Linked DNA regions of Homo sapiens: region 2 is linked to region 1. Evidence: read pairs that join two places in POLR2A ChIA-PET (ENCODE). Cell type or tissue: OCI-LY7. All regions are shown on one strand. Each heading gives the region's core, and the rest is flanking DNA. Links, peaks and the distances in the headings are about the cores only.

Region 1 (5,378 bases), core at 244-5,243:
AATCCCATATTTCTCAGAGGCTTTGCTCATTAAAATTTTTTCTTCATTTTTGTCTGAGTTGATTTGAAGAACTAATCTGTGAGCTCTGAGATTCTTTCCTCAGGTTGGTCTATTCTGCTGTTAATACTTCTGATTGTATTATGAACTTATAGCAAGTTTTTCAGCTCTAGATCAGTTTGATTCTTTCTAAAATGGCTATTTCATCTTTCAGCTCTTGTATGATTTTGTTGGATTCCTTAGATTCCTTGGATTGGCTTTCACCTTCCTCCTGAATCTCAATGATCTTTATTGCCATCCAGATTCTGAATTCTATGTCATTTCAGCTATTTCAGTCTGACTAAGGACCATTGCTGGGGATCTAATATGGTTGTTTGGAGTTAAGAAGACGTTCTGGCTGTTAGAGTTGCCAGAGTTCTTCCACTGGTTCTTTCTCATCTGTGTGGGGTGATGTTCACTTAATGTTTGAAGCTGCTGTCCTTTGAATGGAGCTTTTTGCTTTTATATTCTTTGATGTGCTTGAGGGTTGAACTATGGTATAAGTTGGGTTTAGTCAATTGGCTTTGTTTCTGGATGATTTCATGGGGCCAAGACTCAGCTCTGCACTCCCAGGCTGAGTGCTCTAAACCTGGGGGTGCTGGGACCAGACCTGCAGCCTTTTTCTCTGGCCCCACTAGGTTAAGAATCTGCTGCACTGGTGGGGCTGAGGTTTTCCCAGTCTCCTGCCAAAAACACCCTTATGGAGGGGGGCTGGCAAAAGTGATTCCATGGGGCACTGATGGGGTGACAGGGGTCCCCACATGTGCACACTAGAGGCAGGGCAGTGGTGGGTCTCACACACATGCACCAGTAGCATGTCCCACTTGTGGCATGCATATTTTTCAGGATTTTCCATGTACAGCTGACCCTTGAACAATGCAGAAGTTAGGGATGCCAACCCCTGCCCCTGCAATCAAGTTAAAAATCCACATACAACTTTTGACTCCTCGAAATCTTAACTGGAAGCCTTAATGATAATATAAACAGTTGATTAACACATATTTTCTGTTATATGTGTCATATGCTGTATTCTTACAATAAAGTGATCTAGAGAAAAGAAAATGTTATTAAGGTTATAAAGAAAATACATTTATAGTAATGTATAATATTTATCAATACCATAAGTTTACAATGTCTGTTTGCAAGATGAAGCATTATGGTGGGCAACTGCAATCGCAGACCTCAATCTATAGTACATATTAAGCAATTCAACTTTTTCTTGTAACGTCATGACTTTTCTCTGCTTCTTGGGAGAACTTTCAGCATCATTGGTGGCATTTCATATGGGTCTCAAGGTGTTATTCAAGGTTTATGGTATTGGACCAAACATGATGAAAAATATGTGAAATATGTGAAAACTGTGAAAGACCACTTTTTTCTCTGATACTTTACTGGAGAGATGAACTGCTCACACAGAGGTGATTAGCATCAGATGGCATTTTAAGCAGACAATCAAAACACATAAGTTCACTGCAATAGAAAGGGAGGTGGCTATGAAATTATTACAATAGTACAGTATGCACTACAGTTAATCTTATGCCATTATGATTTAATACTGCATCTTTAAGTTTGTTTATATTTCTCTTGACTGAATGACACCATGTACAGTCTTTGTGTGCATACGTTTTGGTAAAGTTTATGTTTGTGTATATTTTATGGTAGTCAATTATAAAATAAACTAATATCAGCATATATTTTAGGCATTCATGACATATCTTTTACTTAAGTTTTTCAATATTTCTAAACTACATGGTCTGCCTGTGAGATTTTGCAAATTGTCACAAATCACCAAAAAAATTTTCCAATATATTTATTGAAAAACATCCATGTATTGTGGCCAGGCTCAGTGGCTCATGTCGGTAATCCCAACACTTTGGGAGGCTTAGGCAGGTGGATCGCTTAAGCTCAGGAGTTCAAGACCAGCCTGGGCAACATGGTGAAACCCCATCTCTTCAAAAAAATACAAAAACTAGCTGGGCACGGTGGCGTGGGCCTGTAGAGACTCAGGAGGCTGAGGCAGGAGGATGGCTTGAGCCCAGGAGATGGAGGTTGCAGTGAGCCGAGATTGTGCCACTGTACTATAGCCTAGGCGAAAGAGCCAACCCTGTCTCAAAAAAAAAAAAAAAAAAAAGCAAGCCAGGCACAGTGACTCAGGCCTGTAATCCCAGCAGTTTAAGAGTCTGAGGCAGGTGGATCACTTGAGGCCAGGAGTTCGAGGCAAGCTTGGGCAACGTGGTGAAACCCTGCCTCTACAAAAAATACAAAAATTAGCCAGGCATGGTGGCATACACCTGTGGTCCCAACTACTCAGGAGGCTGAGGTGTAAGAATCACTTGAGCCTGGGAGGCAGAGGTTGCAGTGAGCTGTGATTATGCCACTGTACTACAGCCTGCGTGACAAAATGAGACCCTGTCTCAAAAAAAAAAAAAAAAAAAGTCACTGCCATTCCCCAGGTCATTTAGATTTTCTATATTTTCTAAGAGTTGTACAGTTCTGCATTTTGCATTTAGGTCTGTAATCCATGTTGAGTAATTCTTTATGAAGAATATGAGGTCTTTGCCTAAAATCATTTTTTGCATGTGGAAGACCAGTTGTTCCAGCACCATTTGTTAAAAAGATTGTCTTTTCTCTTCTATACTTCCTTTGTTCCTTTCTCAAAGATCAGTTGACTATAGTTGTGTGGGTCTATTTCTAGGCTCTCTATTCTGTTTGTCTATGCTTTTGCCAATACCACACTGACCATTCTATCTTGATTACTGTAGTTTTATAGTCTTTAAGACATGTAGTATCAGGCCTTTAGCTTTGTTCCTCTCCTTCAATATTGAGTTGTCTATTCTCTCCATATGAACTTTAGAATTAGTGCGTCAATATCCACAAAATAACTTGCTCTGATTTTGATTGGGATTATATTGATTGTACAAATCAAGTTAAAGATTGACATTGTGACAATACTGAGTATTCCTACCAATGAATACAAAAGATCTGTATTTTTTTCTGATTTCTTTAATCAGTTTTCTAGTTTTCCTCATATAGATCTTTCCTCATATAGATCTAACATATTTTGTTAGATTTATACCTAATTATTTCATTTGGGGGGATAGTAATGTAAATGGTGTTATGTTTTTAATTGCAAATTCCACTTGTCCATTGCTGGTATATAGGAAAGCAATTGATTTTTATATACCTTGTATCCTACTGTTGGCCTATAATTGCTTATTAGTTCCAGGGGGTTTTTGTTGTTGTTTATTCTTTCAGATTTTCTATATAAACAATTATGTCATCTGCATATGACAGTTTTATTTCTTCCTTCTCAATCTGGATACCATTTATTTACTTATTGTTTATTTATTTGTTGAGACAGGGTCACCCAGGCTGAAGTGCAATGGTGGGACTACAGGTGCGTGCCACCATGCCCAGATAATTTTTGTATCTTTTGTAGAGACAGGGTTTCACTATGCTGCCCAGGCTGGTCTCGAATTCCTGGGTTGAAGCAATCTGCCCAAACTACTGTGATTACAGGCATGAGCCAGTGTCCCCAGCCCCTCTCCCCCTTTTTTGGGTCTTACCACATTAGCTAGGATTTCCAGTAGAATACTGAAAAGAACTGGTGACAGGGGACATCCTTGCCTTTGTTCCTCATCTTAATGGGAAAACTTGAGGTCTCTCACCATTAATTATGATGTTAGTTGTATTTTGCTGATGTTCTTTTTATGAAATTGAAGAAGTTCCCCTCTATTCCTAGTTTGCTGAGAGTTTTTCTTTTTAATCATAAATGGGGTTGGATTTTGTCAAATGCCTTTTCTGCATTTATTGATAGGATAGGGTGATTTTTCTTCTTTACCCTGTTTATGTGATGGATTACATGAATTGATTTTCCAATTTTGATACAGCTTTGCATACCTGGGATAAATTCCCCTTGGTCATAGAGCATAATTCTTTTTACACATTTTTGGATTTGATTTGCTAATATTTTGTTGAGGACTTTTGCATCTTTGTTCATTAGAAATACTGGTTTGTCCTTTTCTTTTCTGTTAATGTCTTTGTCTGGTTTTGGTAATAGGACAATGCTGGCTTCATAGAAAGTGTTAGGAAGTTTCCCCTCTGTTTCTATCTTCTGGAACAGACTGTAGAGGATTGGTATAATTTTTTCCTTAAATGTGTGGTAGATGCCAGGCGTGGTGGCTCACGCCTGTAATCCCAACACTTTGAGAGGCCAAGACGGGCAGATCAGTTGAGGTCAGGAGTTTGAGACCAGCCTGGCCCAACATGGTGAAACGCTGTCTCTACTAAAAATACAAAAATTAGCCGGGCGTGGTGGTGTGTGCCTATAATCCCAGCTACTCAGGAAGCTGAGGCAGGAGAATTACTTGAACCCAGGAGGTGGAGGTTCTAGTGAGCCGAGATCGCGCCACTGCACTCCAGCCTGGGCATAAAGAGCGAAACTCCGTCTCAAAAAAAAAAAAAGTGTGGTAGAATTCACTGGTAAACCCATGTGGGCCTTGCACTTATGTTCTGAAAGTTATTGATTACTGATTTAATTTTTTTAATAGATATAGGCCCATTATCTATTTCTTCTTGTGTTCTGGCAGATTCAGTCTTTCAAAAAATGGGTCTATTTCATGTAGGTTATTGAATTTGTGGGCACAGACTTGTTCATAGTATTCCTTTATTATTCTTTTGATGTCCATGTGATCTGCAGGGATGTCCCCTTGTTCATTTCTGACATTTGTAGTTTGTCTTTTTTCTCAATTAGCTTGAATAGAAGTTTTCCATTTAAAAAAAATTTTTACCAGCCAGGTGCGGTGGCTCACGCCGGTAACCCCAGCACTCTGGGAGGCTGAGGCGGGCGGATCACAAGGTCAGGAGATCGAGACCATCCTGGCTGACACGGTGAAACCCCATCTTTACTAAAAAAAAAAAAAAAAAAAAAAAAAAAAAAATTAGCCAGGCATAGTGGCGGGCGCCTTTAGTCCCAGCTACTGGGTAGGCTGAGGCAGGAAAATGGCATGAACCCAGGAGGCGGAGCTTGCAGTGAGTCGAGATCATGCGACTGCACTCCAGCCTGGTTGACAGAACGAGACTCTCAAAAAAAAAAAATCTTTTCAAAGAGCTAACTTTGGGTCTCATTGATTTTTTTTTCCTGTTTCCAATTTCATTGATTTCTGCTCTACTTTTTCTTTTCTTCTGCTTACCATAGATCTAAAATTGTTCTTTTCCTACCTTCCTAAAGTAGGTGTGTATTCATTTTACATCTTTTTTCTTTTCTTTTCTTTTCTTTTTGTTTTTTTTGAGATGGAGTCTCGCTCTGTCACCCAGGCTGGAGTGCAGTGGCGCAATCTCGG
Region 2 (5,378 bases), core at 319-5,318, 57 kb after region 1:
CCCTTTATTTCTCAAGCTGGCCGACACTTAAGGAAAATGAAAAGAACTTACGTGAATATCGGGGCATGTTCCCCGATAATTATCTTAGGTCACATTTTAGGACACCCAAGGAATCCCCTAGGCTTATGGACATGCTTGTCATCAACCAGCCCTTACACCCCAGCATGTTGTGAGGGTGGTACTGAGGGAACATGGGTGTGAGGAAGAAGGGCAGAGCAAAGCAGATGGGGAGCCCAGGCAGCAGGCAACACATGCCTGCAAAGCAGCTGCGTCCTGGGCCTGAGCCCGCCATGATGCTGTCACTAGAGGGAGAAATTGATCCACCTCCAAGGGCGTCAGGAATGCACTGGCCTAAAACAAGGAAACTGAGGCCCAGAGAGGGGAGAGACTGGCTCCAGGTCACAGAAGTCAAGCCAAGAATGGCTGAGTCCACTGCCATGCTAGTAAGAGTATGAGTGGTCCTCACTATGACCTCAGCACCCTCAATGGTAGGACAGTGACAATACTAGTTCCTCCCTTCTGGTTTAGAAGGGCTTGGCATCTACACCCACTAGATGACAACATCACCTCAGGTGGGCAGAGCTCCACAGTAAAGGCTGGGGCGACAGATGAACCAGAATAGGTGATGACAATGCAGCAATGCAAGAGCCAAGCCATGATGCATCAGCTGAAGGAGGCACCCTGGCTACTTTTTTTTTTTTTTTGTCTGAGACGGAGTCTCGCTCTGTTGCCCAGGCTGGAGTGCAGTGGCACGATCTCGGCTCACTGCAAGCTCCGCCTCCCGGGTTCATGCCATTCTCCTGCCTCAGCCTCCCAAGTAGCTGGGACTACAGGTGCCTGCCACCAAGCCCGGCTAATTTTTTGTATTTTTAGTAGAGACGGGGTTTCACCGTGTTAGCCAGGATGGTCTCGATCTGCTGACCTCGTGATCCGCCTGCCTCAGCCTCCCAAAGTGCTGGGATTACAGGCGTGAGCCACTGCGCCCGGCCCCTGGCTAATATTTTAAAAAAGAAAAGAGAGGCCAGGCACAGTGGCTCACGCCTGTAATCCCAGCACTTTGGGAGGCCGAGGCAGGCAGATCATGAGGTCAGGAGTTCAAGACCTGCCTAACAGGATGAAACCCTGTCTCTACTAAAAATACAAAAGTTAGCCAGACGTGGTGGTGCACGCCTGTAATCCCAGCTACTCAGGAGGCTCAGGCAGGAGAATCGCTTGAACCCGGGAGGCAGAGGTTGCAGTGAGCAGACATCGCGCCACTGCACTACAGCCTGGGCAACAGAGTGAGACTCCGTCTCAAAAAAAAAAAAAGGAAATAAAAGAGAAAGACAAGAGTAAGGTGTCTGGCAGGGGCAGATAAAGTGGGAATCTCCGCCTACCGGCACCCTCCACAGCATAAAAATAGAGTAGCCAGGGCTAATGCCAGTGCAGTATGAAAGGGGACAGGACAGGCCACACATGGCGCTGTCTTTAAAATGACAAGGTCTGTAATCCTAGCACCTTGCTGGGCCGAGGCAGACTGATTGCCTGAACTCAGGAATTCAAGACCAGCCCGGGCAACATGGTGAAACCCCGCCTCTACTAAAATACAAAAAATTAGCCAGGTGTGGCAGTGTGCACCTATGGTCCCAGCTACTTTGGAGGCTGAGGTAGGAGAGTTGCTTGAACACAGGAGGCAGAGATTGCAGTGAGCCAAGATCACGCCACTGCACTCCAGCCTGGGCGACAGAACGAGACTGTCTCCAAAAAAAAAAAAAAAAAAAAAAAAAAATTGAGAAGGCCTTCAACCAAATGCAACCTGCAGATCCTGCTTGGCTTCTGAAGAAACAAAGTAACTGTAAAATGAAATTTATGAGCCAAACTGGGGAAATCCAAACACTGACTGGACAACAGATGACACTAAAGAATTTTTGTTAGTTTCTTAGGTGTGAAAGTTCAACAATGGTTAAGTTTTGTAAGAAAAGATTCTATTTTCTATTAGCTGGGCATGGTGGCAGGCGCCTATAGTCCCAGCTACTGCGGGGGGGCGGGGGGGAGCTGAGGCAGGAGAATGGTGTGAACCCAGGAGGCGGAGCTTGCAGTAAGCCGAGATCGCGCCATTGTACTCCAGCCTGGGTGACAGAGTGAGACTCCATCTCAAAAAAAAAAAGAAAAGATTCTATTTTCTTAGCAAAACAACTGATATACTTACAGACACAGCTACACAGGATGAACTGCGGTAGAAACAAGACCGGCCACAGCTGCAAACTGCAGGTGCAGGGCAGGAGCATACATGGACTCACTCTATTACTCTCTCCACCTTTGATTATGTGGAAACATCCAACAAAGAAGGTGGCTTTAAAAAATGAGTAAAGGCTGGGCGCGGTGGCTCACGCCTGTAATCCCAGCACTTTGGGAGGCTGAGGCGAGTGGATCATCTGAGGTCAACAGTTTGAGACCAGTCTGACCAACATGGTGAAACCTCATCTCTACTAAAAATACAAAAATTAGCCGGGCGTGGTGGTGGGCTCCTGTAATCCCAGCTACTCGGGAGGCTGAGGCAGGAGAATTGCTTGAACCTGGAAGGCAGAGTTTGCAGTGAGTCGAGATCGTGCCACTGCACTCCACGCTGGGCAACAGAGCTAGACTCTGTCTCAAATAATAATAATAATAATAATAATAATATGAATAAATAAATAAATAAGTAAATAATGAGTAAAGCAGCCAGGCGCAGTGGCTCACGCCTGTAATCCCAGCACTTTGGGAGGCTGAGGCAGGCAGATCACCCGAGGTCAGGAGTTCGAGACCAGCCTGGCTAACATGGAGAAACCTCGTCTCTACTAAAAATACAAAAATTAGCCAGGTGTGGTGGCGCGCACCTGTAATCCCAGCTACTCAGGAGGCTGAGGCATGAGAATCACTTGAACTCGGGAAGCAGAGGTTACAGTGAGCCAAGATCGAGCTACTGTACTCCAGCCTGGGCAACATAACAAGACTCCGTCTCAAAAAAAAAAAAAAAAAGGCTGGGCGTGGTGGCTCATGCCTGTAATCCCAGCACTTTGGGAGGCCAAGGCAGGCGGATCACCTGAGGTCAGGAGTTCGAGACCAGCCTGACCAACATGGAGAAACCCCATCTCTACTAAAAATACAAAAAAAATTAGCCGGGCATGGTGGCACATGCCTATAATCCCAGCTACTAGGGAGGCTGAGGCAGGAGAATCGCTGGAACCTGGGAGGCGGAGGTTGTGGTGAGCCAAGATCGCGCCATTGCACTCCAGCCTGGGCAACAAAAGCGAAACTCCGTCTCAAAAAAAAAAAAGCAAACTATAGATCAGGCGTGGTAGCTCACATCTCTAATCCCAACACTTTGCAGGCCAAGGCGGGAGGATCGCTCAAGCCCAGGAGTTCAAGAGCAGCCTGGGCAACACAGTGAGACCCTGACTCTACCAAAATAAATAAATAATAATAATAATAAATTAAAAAGTAAAAAGCCAACTATAAAAAGCAAACCATGACAATTATTTCATATAGTAACACAACAGTATAAGTTAGAAGTACCACAGAACCTCTGGATCCACAGAAACCTTCCTGTCTTTATCTACTTGAATTAAACCTGCTTTTATGTATCTCAGAGTAGCAACAAACTAACTTTAACAAAAAACAACTATTACAGATGCACAAAGCCTTTCCCCTGTGTTTGATGGTGTCTTGTACACATCACACACTCACAAGGGAAGAAGAGCTGGCAGAGAGAAACACCCAGTGCTCCCCACATTTGTCCTGCGCCATCTACACAGGTCCTATTGACACTGTTCTCTCCACTTTCTGCTGTTCTTAAAGTGAATGTATGATTTTTTAAAACACAGTAGCTTCTAAAAAAGAAGCTGGGCCCCCAGTGACCTCCTCCTAACCCTAACCCTGGCCTGCAATGCTCTGAGGGTGGCAAGGGGAGCCTGCCTGCCACTCAGTCCCCATCTCTCCATCCACCTCCCACAGCAGAGCAGAGCCCAGCTTGGGACAGCAGGGTTTGAGCCCAAGGAGGCAGCTAGGCAGCCACATTGGGCCCTCTCCTGCTCCAGAGTTCGGCTTCAGAGGCCACACTCTGAACACTGGACAACACAGGGTCTAAGGCCAATGCTTTACCTGTCAAAGCCTGCATAGTCCTGGCCAGCCCTGGCCACCAGCCACCACCACCTCAAACAGCTGGTGTACTGTCTGAGAAGAAACCAAATCTTTCTTACCCCCGATGTGTGTAACAGTTTCATCTGGTCCACCTATGTGGGGAAGCAGGTCTGACTGACTGGGGGATGCCCAAAACTGACAAAGAAGAAACTGATCTCCTCCCTCAAAGGAAGGGACTGTGGTCCCTAAGTGACAGGGGAGACCTAGCAGGAATCCTATATGGACCTGGGCCGGATGCTCAGACACAAGGGCACAGGGACACCACTCCCTGACCTTGGGGGCTCACAGAGCACTGGGCCAAGGTAACAGGCATCATCATTAACCTATCACGGCCCAGACAGGCAGCGGCTCATCCAGGGCCGCAAGCTCCTGGGAGACCAGGCAGGGCCCAGACTCCCCCTGTGGAGTCAGTATGGAGTTCACAGGGACAGACATCATATACAGTCGGTCCTGCTCAGGTGGTGCCAGGCACCCCCAGGGGCCCAGGGGCTCCCAGCACTGGGCCTGGCCTTCCTCTGGATCCACCTGCTAAGCCACAAAGCATGCTCGCTTGGCATCCCCAAAGACGAGCTGCTCCATCACAGCTGTGCCTGCCTTGAATCCCATGGAGGGTGGCCAGGTCCACGCCTCCACATGCTGGCAGGGCTGGCCTGGAGCACACCATCCGCATGCCTAGGGCTGGGCAGATTCCCTGGCCAGGTCCCAGGATGATTGAGATACACAAGTGCCCAGTCGCCAGGCCCTACAGGAAGAAACAGCACCAGGGCTCGATGTGGGAGTTTCAGACATTTTTAAAAGTGTAAGGGTCCCTAAAGATTCCTTCATGACCCCCTGCCCCATATTCTAAAAGTGGGGAAAGAGAGGCCCAGCGGGGAGAGAATTGCCCAACAATTAGTGACAACAGTGTAGCCACATGGTCATCATCTTTGGATGCCTATAGCTGCCTCTCCCCAACTGTCAGACCCATCTGTGCTTCAGGTATTCACAGGGCCCCAGCTCCCACCCAAGCCAGGCTTCCTCATACCAACAGCAGACCACTGCCACCACCCAGCCCCCTGAAAGGCCCTTGGGTCTCCCAGAGCCTCCTTGCTCCCAACAGCCTTCTGTTCAGAAATGGACACAACAATGTTCTCAGGGGTTATCAGACGAATGGGAGAATCCCACACTTGCTTTAACCAAGACCAGGACTTTTCCTGCTCTGGAAGCAAACAATCAAAGAG

What was found. Peaks named below come from ENCODE experiments on the same cell type or tissue, not always from the same donor. Only the 100,000 strongest peaks of a DNase experiment are listed, where the experiment ranks them.
Region 2: POLR2A ChIA-PET joins it to region 1 with 5 read pairs; 8 of 35 experiments call an interaction of 5 or more read pairs at or near these places.

What each region holds. Positions count from the first base shown.
Region 1 is chr9:92,698,177-92,703,554 of GRCh38, forward strand. No RefSeq gene overlaps it. Among named protein-coding and RNA genes, the nearest start is that of IPPK, 31 kb to the left of the region's middle. RefSeq lists an enhancer at 1-156. In OCI-LY7, for the core only: no CTCF peak of the experiment used is centred there; no DNase peak of the experiment used is centred there.
Region 2 is chr9:92,755,572-92,760,949 of GRCh38, forward strand. All of the region lies in intron 1 of BICD2 (BICD cargo adaptor 2), which reads right to left. Among named protein-coding and RNA genes, the nearest start is that of BICD2, 6.6 kb to the right of the region's middle. In OCI-LY7, for the core only: no CTCF peak of the experiment used is centred there; a DNase peak (open chromatin) is centred at 2,230; H3K4me3 peaks cover 781 bases; H3K27ac peaks cover 3,119 bases.